3 separate regions of the Homo sapiens genome follow, and all the other regions are linked to region 3. The links are chromatin contacts, found by Hi-C or POLR2A ChIA-PET in ENCODE. All regions are on one chromosome and are shown on one strand. Each heading gives the region's core, a stretch centred on a gene start or an enhancer-like site at or near the end of the contact. The rest is flanking DNA. Distances are from core to core; before and after follow the strand shown. Region 1 overlaps HS1BP3 (HCLS1 binding protein 3). Region 2 holds the start of HS1BP3-IT1 (HS1BP3 intronic transcript 1). Region 3 has its middle 68 kb from the start of RHOB.

Region 1 (4,608 bases), core at 29-2,528, 120 kb before region 3:
TGCTGGGGCTCTCTTCTGACCCCGTCCCAGCAGCATCCATGCAACCGCAGGCACAATGCACGTGCCTTTTCGTACTCTGCTTTTCCACCCTATGGTCTGTCCCGATTGCTGCTCCATGTCGCCCCTGTTTTGTATTTAAGTTTCTATTTTAGAATGTCACGGTGCTGAGAAAATTGACATTCTACCCTAATAGTTCTGCCTTATGCTGGAAATCCTCTGCGGGAAACCTTTTTCATTGTGACTCAAATAACACACAATTAGTATAGAAAAATTGCAAACACAGATAAAAGTCCTTTCCCTGTGAATTTCTGAATGCACCTTTGAATATTCACATCTTACTGCCAAAATGAGATTGTCTTGTGTGCCGTTCTGGAATTTGCTTTTTTCCAGCTTACATGTTCTAGGTCCTTCCAGATCAATAGCTGCACTCTCCCTCCTTCCTCTGCTGGTTTCTCAGCTCGATGGGCTGTAAGTGGCATTACCAGGCCCTTGCTTGTGGGCGTGGCGGGGTTTTCTGTAGGTTTTTGCTATTACAGGCAATAACCTGAGGAACTTCTACATATACAAAGCTTTTATTCTATGGAGCCTTCCCCTATATACGTGCCCCAGAGCAAGGTCCCTGAAGCTGCTTCTGGGGGCTTTGGGGTACCATTCCAGTAAAAGGTTCTCTAAGGGCTGAAGCCCCTCTGTTGGGAGGCCCCTCTGCTTTTCTAAGCCCTGCCCACCCCCGCCCTCAGGGCCCACTCCTCCCACCTCTTCTTTTGCACACAGGGACCCCCTCCAGGCCCTGGGTCCCTGAGGACTCACAGCGTCCTTGGGACAGGCTGGCTCCTGTATGAACAAATGCACCTGCCTGCAAAGCTGGTCTTCCCAGACTCCCTGGAAGGGGGAGCCCACACCCGGGTCCCCGTGCTGTGGCCTCCGTGGTGAAGCTGGATGTTTCTCTGGAATGCCACGTTTTATGGTTGTTTTTTAATATGGATTTTGCTTCATCTTTCATAAAACAACCACATGTATTTTAGTATAAAAATAATATCTTACTCTATATTTGGATGAAATCACTTCTCTGGAATGATTCTGTGGTTTTGAATGCTCCTGGCACATTGCCAGGTGCTCCCAGATTTGCTAACCCAAGATTTAGCAGCAAGACAGTCCCTTAAGGTGAGCCGTGGAGGGGAGCTCTGTGGGGACAGCAGGGCCTCAGTCCCACCTCCTGAGGTGCCCTGGAGCTGCTTCCCCGAGGGTGCCTCTTGCTAAATATCCCGACCACTGCGCATGGGCCTGGCACCTCTTTGTTCATTCCAGCCTGAGCCTGGGCACCCAGGGCTCCCCTGATGCCACCAGTGCAACAGAGACCACCTAGGGATTCTGGGCCACTGAAAGCTTGGCAGAGATAGAGATTCCAGGCCCCCCTCAGATCTGGGTAGGGCCCCCAGAATCTGTGTTTTAACAAGCTCTTGAGTTGGTTCTTCCGCAAGCTCCTGTTTGAGAATTCCCAGAAACCAAATTCTGTTAAAGTGTTGGAAATGCCAGAAAGGAAACAGGTGTGGAGAGTGGCAGGTCAGCCGTCACCACAGTCTGCCGCCCACAGGGGGCTGAGGACAGGGCGTGTCCAGAAGGCACTTCCGGTACTGTCTGCTCCCCAGCAACTCCTGCTCGGGCTGGGCTTTCCCTCGTCTGCTGACCCACCTGCTGGACGAGTTCTCTGCTGTGCCATCCTGGGGTTCATGTGGGGGCCACGAGCCAGGATGGCTGGGCCCGACCTCACCCTGCACCTGTGCAGCACTTAGCCCTGGCCTGGCTGGGGACCCAAAGCCATAAGGAAAGGAGGAGGCAGGTGCCACAGCTGCCCTGCAGCGTCACGCAGGCGGCACTCCACCCAGGCTGTCACAGTGATCACAGCAGCACAGTGTGCATGCCAACTGCATTTCCCCATCCAGATTACTGCCGTGGCCGGACGCAGCAGCTCACGCCTGTAATCCCAGCACTCTGGGCAGCTGAGGTGGGCAGGTTACTTGAGATCAGGAGTTCAAGACCAGCCTGGTCAACATGGTGAAACCCTGTCTCTACTAAAAATACAAAAATTAGCTGGGTATGATGGGGCACGCCTGTAATCCCAGCTACTCAGGAGGCTGAGGCAGGAGAATCGCTTGAACCTGGGAGGCGGAGGTTGCAGTGAGCTGAGATTGTGCCACTGCACTCCAGCCTGGGCAACTGAGACTCTATCTCAAAAACAAAACAAAACAGAAACCAAACAAACAAAAAAACAGATTACTGCACAAAGTCCTGCCTGAATGAATGGGCTGTTAGGAACAACAGATGTACCAGTGGTTTCTGCTTTTTAAATTCAGTAGCAAAACCTTTGGCTCAAGAGAAATATCATCCAGAATCCCAGTACATAAAACAGGCTGAAGTAGGATTTCCCCTGGTTGGGACAAGTGAGGACTGGATCTTTGTCCCTCCAGCCTCAGCCCCACTTCCTGGGGTAGCCCTGGGCAGCTTTGCAGAAGGCGAGGGCCCCTTAGAGTATGGTTTGACAGTGAGTGGGGCAGCTGGAAACCCCCAGGATGTGTGGCTACCCCCAGAGCAGGGTTAAAGATGGGCAGTCCCAGGTTCAAATCCCCTTTCTGCCACTCAGCTGGCGGACGCTGAGTGCGTTGCTGTACTTCTCCAAGCCTGTTTCTTTCTTTGTAGAGTAGGGGTAAAGTAGAGGCCCAGTGGCTGAAAGGATAAAATGAGATGGAGCACTACAGGAAAGTTCCTTTGTAAAATGTTATCACTATTTCAGATTCACTTTGCTCTAAAGAGGTCTTTGTGTATTTAACCAACAGTTGAAATATGAATATAAAAGGCAGCTTTTCCACTTCCTATAGTTGTTATGCAAATATCAGTCACTGTGATGTGCACACTATGACTTTACCTCCCTCCAGGAGCGCCGGTACACCTGTCACCTGTTACAGCTTCCTAGAGCAGGCGATTCTGGAGGTGGGGCAGCCCCTGGCCCTGGAGGAAGGAGCCTGCTTACCTGAATCCTTAGTGGGATTCAGTGGTTGCTTGGTTCCTTGAGAGATAGAAATCTGGGAGGTCACACTTGCCATTTTCCCGCCTCAGGCTCCCCCAGGACCCGTTGTGGCAAGTTCTGGCAAGTAACAACACTCTTAGGATGACAGAGCCTTTACGCTCTGAGGACTGCAGATCAGATCCAGGCTCTGTTGTTACGACTGAGGAACCTTCCCAGGATCACACAGGAGGGCATGAGAGCAAGAGCTGGGGGTCTCCTGACTGCTGGCCCAGGACTTTTCCCTTTTTCCCCAGGCCATGTCCAACACTTGTGCCAGGGGACTGACTTCTCAGCCCTCACCTGTTCACTCTCGGTTTTTGATGACATGGGTGATGGGCATTCCCCACTGCAAGGACAGCTAGCTGTCTGCTGGTCGTGTCACCATTTGGAGTGGATCAGGGGCATAGGAGCGCCCATGTGAGAACCAGCAATGGTTGTTTACTCAGAGCTTACTGCGACCAGGGAGGTGTCGGCCACCATCACCTGCATTTGGCAAAGATGCAAAGAGAGGCAGGGGAGTGGGACACTTTGAAGCAGATGAAAGGGAAGGCTCAGATACACGCTGATTGGAGGTTATTGGCATGGGGAATCCAGAAGCAGCCAATGAGAAGTGGGGCATCCTTTGTCCTCTGTGAGCAGGAAGTGGGGCATGTTTGGCTTTCTCTGGATGGTCCTACTAAACTGGAAATGGGGAAAAATTTAGGAAAGCTGGCAGTTATTGATCAAATCTTGGCCATTTGGGGCTGACTGCTGCAGAGGCTGTGGTCTGGCTTCCTGGGCAGGTTACTGCAGACTGTGGGTCAGAGTTCCACCTTTACATGTGGCCTGGCCATTGTCCCTTTGTGTATTCAGGCTCTTGGGGGTACTGGGCGCTTGCTGTAGAATGTAGGCTGCAGAGACCTGCAGCTGGGACCCACGTGGTTCCCTGGTGGTGCAGGAGCCAGGATGGGTGAGGGGCAGTCTCTGGCCCCATTGTGGAGAAGGAAAAATGGCATCACCCACAAGCTCAGGTGGGATTGTCACTGAGTCCTGGCCCCTCAAGATAGGGCTCAGTGGCCAGGAGAGTGGGCTCTGGCTGTTGAGAAACAGGTCCTTGGAATGTGACTCTGGGGACCATAGCAAATGATAAACGTTCATGGTGACCTCCCTGGCTGGCCCCTTTTTTTTTTTTTTTTTTTTTTTTTTTTTTTTTTTTTGAGACAGGTTCTTACTCTTTTACCTAGGCTGGAGTATAGTGGTGTGTGATCTCAGCTAACTACAGCTTCAACCTCCCAGACTTAACTGATCCTCCCACCTCAGCCTCTCAAATAGCTGGAACTACAGGCATGCACTACCATGCCTGGCTACTTTTGTCTACTTTTTGTAGAGATGAGGTTTCACTATGTTGCCCAGGGTGGTCTTGAACTCCTGGACTCAAGTGATCCTCCTGCCTCGGCTTCCCAAAGTGCTGGGATTACAGGCATGAGCCACTGTGCCTGGCCTGGCCCCATTTGCTTTTTAAGGCCCAGAGTGAAGTCTGCTGAGTAGAAAGCATAAGTGAGCCTAGA
Region 2 (4,602 bases), core at 178-2,677, 78 kb before region 3:
TCCCTCTTCTGAAATGGAGGCTGTGGTGGTTTTCATCAGGGAAGTTTTAGGGGACTCTTCACAGTTAGTGTTGCAGGCCCTGGGGCAGCCCTTGTACATTCCTTCAATGCCGGCCCTGGAGGACCATATCCCAGGCTTGAGTGCATCAAAAGGACCCACTCTTCCATCCCCGTGGCGGCTCCAGGGACCAGCAGGGGCAGCAGGGCAGGCCTGACCTTCATACACAGTTCCCTGCACACACTCGGCTAACTGTGACCAGGGTGAGAGCGGGCGCAGTGGGGGAAGGTTGTGGGAGGAAGGGTCAAGGGCCTCTGGTGACTCATGATGTGGGCTCAGGGAGTGTTGGCTGAGCCAACATGTCTGGCTCGAAAAAGAGGATCACCAGAGGCTGAAGTGCGGGGGCCTCATGAGAACCGAGGTACACCAGGAGCTCAGAGGTGGGGCCAGCATGTTCTGGGGGTGTCTACAAAGGCTTCCGGCAGCTCAGAGTTCAGCCTGAGCAAACTCTTGCTCATTCATTCACTCATTCATTCAGCCAAGGTCAACTAGTGTCAAGCGTTGTTCTAGCCGCTGGGACACAGCAGTGAACAAAACTGACAAAACAAGCCTGTGGCCTAGGGGAGGGGAGACAATGAACAACATAAATGAGGAGAAGGCCGGCACGTGTGATGGTGATGAGTGGTAAGGAAGAGAGAAGGCAGGTGAGGAAGAGGGAGTGTTCCGGGAAGGTTGCAAGTTTAGACAATGTGGCCAGGGAGGGCCTGGCCATACCAAACAATTGACTAAACCTGACGATGCTGATGGAGGAAGCGTGTGGACCCTGGGGGAAAGGCCAGCATCTGCCAAGGCCCTGAAGCAGGAACATGGTGTGCTGGGGGGACAGTGGGGGGACAGGGCTGGAGGTCAGGGGTGGTGGGGTAGACAGCGGGAGGTTGGAGGTCATGGATAAGGCCAGATCCTGAAGGGCCTTGAAGCACAGAGTAATGACTTGGGATTTTCCTTAAGGAGGTGATATCGTGGGTTGAATTCTTGCCCCCAAAAAAGCCATGTTCGCATCCTAACCCCTGGAACGTGTGAATGCGACTTTATTTGGAAAAGGAATCTGTGGATGAAATTAAATTAAGGATCTCAAGATGAGATCATCCTGTGTTATCCAGGTGGGCCTTAAATCCAATCACAGGTGTTTCTGTAAGAGACACACAGTGGAGAAGAGAAGGCCACGTGAAGGCTGAGGCAGGGATGGGCGTGGTGCTGCCACCAGCGGGGGAACGCCAGGAACTGGAAGAGGCAAAGAAGGACCCTCTGAGGGCGCAGGGTCCTGCTGACACCTCAACTTCAGACTTCTGGCCTCCAGGGCTGTGAGAGGAGACTTTTCAAGCCATCCAGTTTGTGGTCATTTGCTATGACTGCCCTGGGAAACTGATCCTGATGGGAAGCCCTTGGAAGCTCTTGAGCGGAGGAGGGACATGCTCTCCTGGGCTTACTCCTAGCTGCATAGGAGAGTCTGAGCCGGGCAGGGACAGAGCTGTCGGGGAGTCACTACGGTGATGCAGGTGAGTGAAGGCTAGAACTGTGATGGATGGGGGAGGTCAGAAGAGAGGGACAGGCCCGAAAGGGGAAGTAGGAATGGGCGGGGCGGGGCGGGGGAGGTGGATGGCCAGACAGGGAATCCCTTGAGGAAATCCAGGGGTTGTGGCGGATTTTGTGATGCAACCTCTGCCTCCCGCGTTCAAGCAATTCTAGTGCCTCAGCCTCCCAAAAAGCTGGGATTACAGACATGCATCACCATACCCAGCTAATTTTTGCAGCCCTCTGGGGGTTGCAGCAGCAGGGCACGTATGTGAGAGAGGGGCTCAGGAGAATAGTGTGACCAAGGGAGGTGTCCTCCTGGAAACCTTCACCCCAGCCTAGAAGCACAGGATAGGAACCAACTTCCTCCAGGGCCAGCTTTCTGGCCTGGATGCTGGGGCTGTTCTGTCCTTGGACCATCCATGGGACGTGATGTTGAACCGTCCCCCTAGGACCCACTAGCTGCTGTCAGATTTTACAGCCTCCCCCATGCAACCACCTGGGGTGTTCGCTGCTCAGAAACTCTCAGAAAGATCACACAGGGCCAGGTGCGGTGGCTCGGGCCTGTAATCCCAGCACTTTGGGAGGCAGAGGTGGGCAGATTGCTTGAGGCCAGGAATTCAAGTCCAGCCTGGCCAACATGATGAAACCACGTCTCTACTAAAAATACAAAAATTAGCTGGGCATGGTGGCGCATGTCTGCATTTTTTGGAGGCTGAGGCATGAGAATCACTTGAACACAGGAGGCAGAGGTTGCAATGAGCCAAGATCGCGCCACTGTACTCCAGCCTGGGTGGCAGAGCAAGACCCTTCCTCAAAAAAACAAACAAACACAATGGTCGACCAGAACTCCAAAGGGACAGAAACTGTCAGCAATGTGCATGGCTGGCCAGAACTTTGACAATAAACACCTGGCCTTGGTGCCACGGGAAACTTCCAAGTCTTGGGGCTCCCAGAATCCGAGTGCTTGTGGCTCTCTGGGGCTGGTGGCCACACCTATGTTTGAGGCTTTTTGTGGTCTGGTGGTGCACAGCTTCAAGCAAGACTCAATCCTGTTTCCATGAAGCAGAAGCGAGGCCTTGGAGTGTGCAGGGAGTGAGTGCCACGGGATGGCTGTTCTTGCCTGGGAAGATGACAAAAGGGCTCTTTCCTTGGCAGCTCCCGTGGAGGAAGGGGCTGGCAGCACCCAAGAACACAAGCACAGATGGAGGCGTCCCTCTCCAGTGGCTGGGGCAGGCTCTGATTCCGCCTCCTGCATTTGGAGCAGCTGTAAGCTATCAGGGCCTGGCTGGCTGGCTCCAGGCCTCCCAACGTAACCAGCCTGCCCTGCTATCCTGGCCTGAGGCTGGCATTCCTCCCATGGTCTCTGCAGCACTCATCATCGGCGCTCCTGCCACAGCATGGGGACCTGGGCAGCCTGATGGACAAATATTGGGCAGGGAGGTAGGGAGATGCAGTTTCCTGGATTCCCTTCCCTTTATTGAATAGGAATCTTTGCACCTAAACAAGTCTGTGTAGAGTCCAGATTGTGCTCTTTGTCCTTGGTCCAGGAGGTCCATCTCTTTGAGCATCAGTTTCCTCTAATGCCAAGTGGAGACAATAAATTGCCCTTTCCAGGGTCCCAACAAGGATTGCCAAAGTCAGCGTCCTTGGATGTCTAGCCTAGCTCAGGTGCCCAGGTGTTTGATAAGTTCTCACTGGATCCACACTGGGTTGACTCTGGATCTGTGGAAATTCATAGAGGCCCAGTTGCCCAGCCTGGCCCAGCCCACACGTCCAGCTCTGCCTATGAGAGGACCTGTCAGATGGGCCGGGCCATGCCATGAGGAAGAGGTGGAGTACGGGGACGTGACCTAATGAGGTTGACAGAGCAACAGCTGGAACCAGAGATCGCCAAGGGGAGCGAGGCTGTGGGGCTGCTCCGGGATGAGGGGGTGAGGCAGGGCCCAGAGGCATCGGGTCCCATCATCCTTCTACAGAGAAGGACAGCCCTGAGAGGCTGTGATAGTCTGTGATAGAAGGTGACTCCAGCCTCAGTAAAGAACAAACAGAGGATGCCCCACAGACACCACTGGTCTCTCCTGAGACCCTGGAAGGCTGGGTAGAGGTGGAGCTCACAGCTGACTCAGAAGTGAGGAAGATATGGGGAATGAGAATTCGGCTCAAGTCTGGAGCCGTGGCTGCACCAAAAAACACACACAGAGCCCGGGGGTGCAAACCACTCAGACAGGAAAACCAGGGCCAAATGCCCCCAGCTTCCACCTCAGCAGCCCCATCTGCTTGCCTGGAGGGCGGGGTGACTCCAGCACGGGCAGCCTGAGAGCTGCTGAGACCGGGTGGTCTCTGATGTGCTAGCCTCCTTCCTTTATTCATTCACTCTCCAGACATTAATTGAGCATTAACTCTTCACCAGACTCCTGGACACAGCAATGAACTGAGAGCTGCTGGGACCCATTGGTCCAGGGGGAACTACTGGAGGCTCCAGGACCCCCAGGAGTCTCAGTCATCTCTCTCTTCATGTGAGGCAGGAAACCCTCAACTGCCCCCACCCCAATTCCCCCACAATCCCGCCCCCAGCTGTGAGGAGTCTCCCTCCACCAGCTGTGAGGAGTCTGGGTCCTATAGCTGCAAGTCCTCCAGTTCTGGAAGCAGCCCTGTTCAGGAAGGGTGTGGTCTGGTCCATGCCTCACTGCCTTAGGATTTGAGCCACTTAGAATTCTCTATCCTCTGAATCTCAGGGTTGGGGGTGCTTATCACCCTAGAACTTGGTGTTTTCAGATCTGCAAAACACCTTAGAGCTAACAAGCTAACTTCCTGGCCCTTGGAAGCTGTCCAGCCTCACTGACCAGCTGCCGCTTATGGGGGTGTTGTCCCTCAGTCGATTTTTCAGAGTCAACCAATGCCAGGTCTGATCTCTTCATCGGCAGCCTCTAGCAGTGCCCACCTAGCATGCAGGGGAGCAGAGCTCAGTGACAGGGAACATGTGAAGAGCCCCAGGAAAGCTCGGCCTTTAGGTCATGTTCCACAGGGGTT
Region 3 (4,494 bases), core at 1,275-3,774:
GGTGAGGAGGAGAGACCCAAATGTTTCTGGGGTGCTGGGACCATTCTAAAATCCACTGACCAGGATGCTCTAGGAAAATGAGTGGCGTCCACAGTCCCCTGCTTGATGTTTGGCTTTACTGGGTGGGGTGAGGGCCTAGAAGCTGGTGGGAATGGGGGTGTTAACAGTGAAGGCCTTTCCTGAAGAAGGCAGAGGGTCTCTCTAGCTTCTTTCCCTCCAAACAGCACTCCCCACCCTCCCGCCCTGCCCTGCCCTGGTGTTCCTGCCAGGCCCGCAATGAGAGCTGCTCATTGGCCTCCTTCTCTGGCTCTGCACTGAGCCAAGAAGGATCGGTCAGGCTTGCAGCTGAAGGGGAAACAAAAGCTGTTTTCATGAAAGACGGTATTGATTCTGTTTTTAAAAAGGACGAAACCCCACTTCTGAAATGAGTCACTGTGGGAAGGATTTGAAATGTGACATTTTTCTTTTCATCTCTTCCTTTCCTTCTGAAATTTCAAAGTTGAGCCTGGTAATGGAAGTAGGTAAAGATTTAACCAAGTAAGCCTTTAGGACATTCCTTCCCGCTCCCCCGCCCTTTATTTATTAACTCTCAAGAACCATGTGGCACAAACAAAAGTGCTTGAGGTCTGAGTGCCAAAAGACCTGGATTGAGGTCCCAGGTTCACACGACCTGGAGGCTTTCTTCCTCCATGGGGCACCTGCAGTATCTCTGGGGGTGCCCAGCCCTTCTGGGGTCTCCAGCAAGCACCCTGATTCTGACCCATGCAGGGGACAGGCAGTGAGCAGGATGACAGGCTTGCCTGGCTGAGGAAGCCAGCCCATGGCACCTGCTCATGCCAGGAGGCACATCTAAGATGCCCCGCAGCTCCACAGACCACTTCAGCCAGCTGGGGATGCGGAGGAGAACAGAGTGGCCTCCTCCCCCGAGCTGTGTTTGTGGGGCTGTTTGATGTTTCCCTAAATAGGTATCAGATTGAACATTTTGAAAGATCCCACCTTATGTAAGTGTTACCCTCTAAAATAGAAACTCTACTTCATATTATTTTCAGCTTTCTATGAAATGAGCCTCAGATCCCTCCAAGAGCCCTTTGTCTAAGGAAGAGGGGGCTGGGGGTGGGAAGGCAGAGATCCAGGGAGATTGAGGTTGTTTGCCTGTTTTTAGAATCACAGACTCCCCAGGTTGGAAGGACCCACACAGTCATTTCCGACAGTCCTCTGGCTCCAGGAAGGACCATCCTTGAAACTGAGTAGGAGAAGGGCCTGCTCCCACTCTAATAAGTTAGAGTTAGGTTCCTGTGGCCTACGGGTGTATTGGCCTCTTTGTACACAACCAGCAGGATTCTCGCTGCTATGGGCTGAGGGTGCACAGACTCTGCTCTCACCATCTTCATCTGCACTGGGCTCGAGCTATCTAACCTCACCACTGCCACCTCTTCATCCCTCTGCAGGGATGTGCTGGCACTTCCCTCTGCCCTGCTCCCACACTGTAAACCCACAGTGCCAGGTAGATGGCAGGTGCTTAATCAATACTTGCTGGGCTGAATCAGTCCATGCACTGACTAGCCTGCCCAGTTTCAAAGCCTCTCCGTGGCACTTCCCAGTGTGCCCGCCACCTCTGAACCCCCCGTGCCTGGTTAGCACTTCTAACTGCTTCTAAGCTTTGTCCCACCATCAAGCTTCCAAGAGCTTTGCCATCAGCTGAGCAAAGAAGAAGCTCCAGAGCCGCCTAAAACCCAGTCAATTTCAAACAGGAAAGGCCTCCATCTGGTGCCACTCTTGGAAGACACGTGACTTCTTACCTTTCTTGCCTGGCTCCAGGCAGAGGATACTTGGGGACACCTTCACACACTACCTCTCCCGCCCAACCCTGCTCATGTCCACTCCCAACAGGTGGCTGGGTGTGTGCGCATCTGAGACACTCACCTGCTCTTTTCCTCTCTGACTGTCGGGTGACCCCTTAACCTTGCCATCACAGGGTGTCCAACCCGGGGGGATTCTGGCTGCTGTGCTCTCATGCTGCTGTTAGGATTCACTGCAGGGCATGTGAGTCACATGACCAGGGAGGGGAACAGCAGAAAGGAGTCTGCTATGGTTTGGCTGTGTCCCCACCCAAATCTCATCTTGAATTGTAGCTTCCATAGTCCCTACGTGTTGTGGAAGGCACCCGGTGAGAGAGAGCTGAAAACATGCAGTTTCCCCCGTACTGTTCTCATGGTAGTGAATAAGTCTCTCAAGATCTGATGGTTTTATAAGGAGTTTCCCCTTTCACTTGGCTCTCATTCTCTTCTCTTGTCTGCCGCCATGTAAGACATGCCTTTCGCCTTCTGCCATGATTGTGAGACCTCCCCAGCCACGTACACCTGTGAGTCCATTAAACCTCTTTTTGTTTATAAATTACCCAGTCTTGGGCTTTATCAGTAGTGTGAAAACTGACTAATACAGAGCCCTTACCTCACACTCAGTCAGGGCACGGCCCCAGCGCCTGCCTTCCCTGACTATGCGTCACTGCAGGGAAACATGCATTCCAGAGGGCTCAACAGGAAACCAGAGGGATGAAGTCAGAAGCGGGAGGGGCTTCCAATTTGACTCCCAGTCCTAGCCCCTGCCTGGCTGAGATACCCTGAAAAAAACAGCAGCACTCCCCTGCCTCAGTTTCTCTGTCTGCAACAGGGGAGCACAGAGAATTTTTCAGATGGCTGAAGTGTGGCTGACTCATGCTGTCTTCTGTCCCCAGACTGACCCCAATTGGGCCATCATCTATGCGGAGGTCTGTGTAATGAGTTTTTTTTCCTCCTAATAGGAATGCTCCCCCAACAGGACTATCTGTGCCCTTGAACTGCTCTTCTTGAGTCCTTTGTGGCAGTGCCATGTGATAGGTGTAGACCATCTTTCCCCCTGGAGCATGTGCTCTGTGAGGCCCCCAGTGTGTTCATGGCTCTGTTTACAGGACCTAGAAGAATGCCTCATGCACACTGGGTGCTCGATATATATTTGCTAATGGAATAGGTGGTGCTTCCTGATGGAGCAGTCACCGTCCTTGGGTTGGCTGGGGGCTGTCCTGATTACCCACCTCAAGCTTGACTATAGAGAAAACCAAACCAGCCCCAGGGAACTCAGACCTGAAGGGGCTTCCAGTGGTGGGGCCAGACGGCTACATGGAGAGCTAGAAAACAGGTGTCAGAGAGAAGTACCTCAGCAGGAGCACACAGCTCTCAGGAAACACGAAGCAAGGTGTCAGGGAGGAGGTGGAAAGGGACTGGATGCAGAGGAAGGGCAGGCTGTGTTCAGGCGACGCGTTTGTGGGTGGCATCCAGGTGCCAGGCTGCCTGTGTCCTGTGGCTGCCACAACAAACCACCACAAACTTGGTGGCTTGCAGCAACAGAAAGGTGCCGCCTCACAGTCAGAAGTCCAAAGGCAATGTGTCATCCAGGCCAGTCCTTTCTGGAGGGTCTGGGGGAGCACCCGCTTCATGTCCCTCTCCTTGCTTCTGGAGCTTTCTGGCAGCCCTTGGTGTCCTTGGCTTGAGGGCATCACCCCAGCCTCGGCCTCTGTTTTCACATGGCCTTCTCCCTGTGCATCTCTGGGTCCCTGTGTCTTTACATGGCTGTCTTATAGGTCATTCGTCATTAAATTTAGGGCCCACCCCAACTGGTACAACCTCATTTTAACTTGATTATATCTGCAAAAACTCTATTTGCAAATAAAGTCACTGTCACAGGTACCAGGGATTAGGATCCCAACAGGTCTTTTGAGGGGAACACAGTTCAAGCCACAACACAGTCACAGCAGGTAGAAGGGATGGTATGGGCAAAGGGTCCTGAGGCTGGCAATGTCCCCAGGCGTTGGAGAGCATGAAAAGTCTGCTGTGGCTGGGGCACAGGGAACTGGGAGACAACAATGAGGACGGACGGATAAATGGGGGAGATTATAGAGAACCTTGAGTTCTCAGCTAACGGGTCTGAACTTTTTCAGCAGGTAAGTGGGAGCCACAAAAAGGTTTTTTTTGTTGTTGTTTGTTTGTTTTGAGATGGAGTCTTGCTCTGTCACCCAGACTGGAGTGCAGTGGAGCGATCTCAGCTCACTGCAACCTCCACCTCCCGGGTTTAAGCAATTCTCCTGCCTTAGCCTCCTCAGTAGCTGGGATTACAGGCACCCGCCAATATGCCAGGCTAATTTTTGTATTTTTAGTAGAGACAGGGTTTCACCATGTTGGTCAGGCTGGTCTTGAACTCCTGACCTCAAGTGATCCACCCGCCTCGGTCTCCCAAAGTGCTGGGATTATAGGCGTGAGCCACTGTGCCCAGCCCACAAAAGGGTTTTGAGTGAGGGTTGGTGAGATGTGTGGAAGAAAGATCACTCCAAGGCAGGCAATGAGGAATGCAGAGTGGAGGGGGCCGCGTGACCCTGGGAGACCCACTGGGAAGCTGTCGAGGCAGCACAGATAGCAGGGTGGGAGTGGTGGGGAGGGAAGGAGGCCAAGTGCAGGAGAAACA

The links. A loop is a pair of places that touch in the nucleus more often than their neighbours do. ChIA-PET counts read pairs that join two places held with the same protein, here RNA polymerase II (POLR2A). Pooled maps may share reads with other maps.
Region 1: a map of ascending aorta shows a loop between it and region 3 (2.2-fold over the local background). The contact joins two enhancer-like sites. A Hi-C loop is called at or near these places in 19 of 168 maps with a recorded cell type or tissue (Calu3, HepG2, IMR-90 and 13 more), 15 of 37 single-sample maps with no recorded cell type and 16 of 50 pooled maps. POLR2A ChIA-PET finds 5 or more read pairs at or near these places in 3 of 52 experiments (BJ, HepG2 and OCI-LY7).
Region 2: a loop to region 3 is called in a map of endothelial cell of hepatic sinusoid, with 2.9 times the contacts of the local background. The contact joins the promoter of HS1BP3-IT1 here to the enhancer-like site in region 3. A Hi-C loop is called at or near these places in 11 of 168 maps with a recorded cell type or tissue (B cell, Caco-2, Calu3 and 7 more), 36 of 37 single-sample maps with no recorded cell type and 16 of 50 pooled maps. POLR2A ChIA-PET finds 5 or more read pairs at or near these places in 8 of 52 experiments (GM12878, HCT116, HepG2 and 5 more).

What each region holds. Positions count from the first base shown.
Region 1 is chr2:20,631,166-20,635,773 of GRCh38, reverse strand. All of the region lies in intron 4 of HS1BP3 (HCLS1 binding protein 3), which reads left to right. LOC124907740 (a long non-coding RNA gene) reads left to right here. Exons shown (of 2, transcript XR_007086243.1): 2 at 772-1,058. Among named protein-coding and RNA genes, the nearest start is that of HS1BP3, 18 kb to the left of the region's middle. RefSeq lists an enhancer at 1-30. Within about 2 kb of position 1,278, at least 21 of the 41 ENCODE cell types and tissues checked have a DNase peak (open chromatin) inside an H3K27ac peak, as active enhancers do; they include PC-9, ascending aorta and thyroid gland, where a contact is called at or near this core.
Region 2 is chr2:20,589,373-20,593,974 of GRCh38, reverse strand. HS1BP3-IT1 (HS1BP3 intronic transcript 1) reads left to right here and starts at 1,427. Exons shown (of 2, transcript NR_046836.1): 1 at 1,427-1,553; 2 at 2,728-3,200. It also overlaps a transcript of HS1BP3 not described here.
Region 3 is chr2:20,513,066-20,517,559 of GRCh38, reverse strand. No RefSeq gene overlaps it. Among named protein-coding and RNA genes, the nearest start is that of RHOB, 68 kb to the right of the region's middle. RefSeq lists silencers at 78-177, 188-237, 268-317. Within about 2 kb of position 2,524, at least 8 of the 41 ENCODE cell types and tissues checked have a DNase peak (open chromatin) inside an H3K27ac peak, as active enhancers do; they include HCT116, PC-9, ascending aorta and 1 more, where a contact is called at or near this core.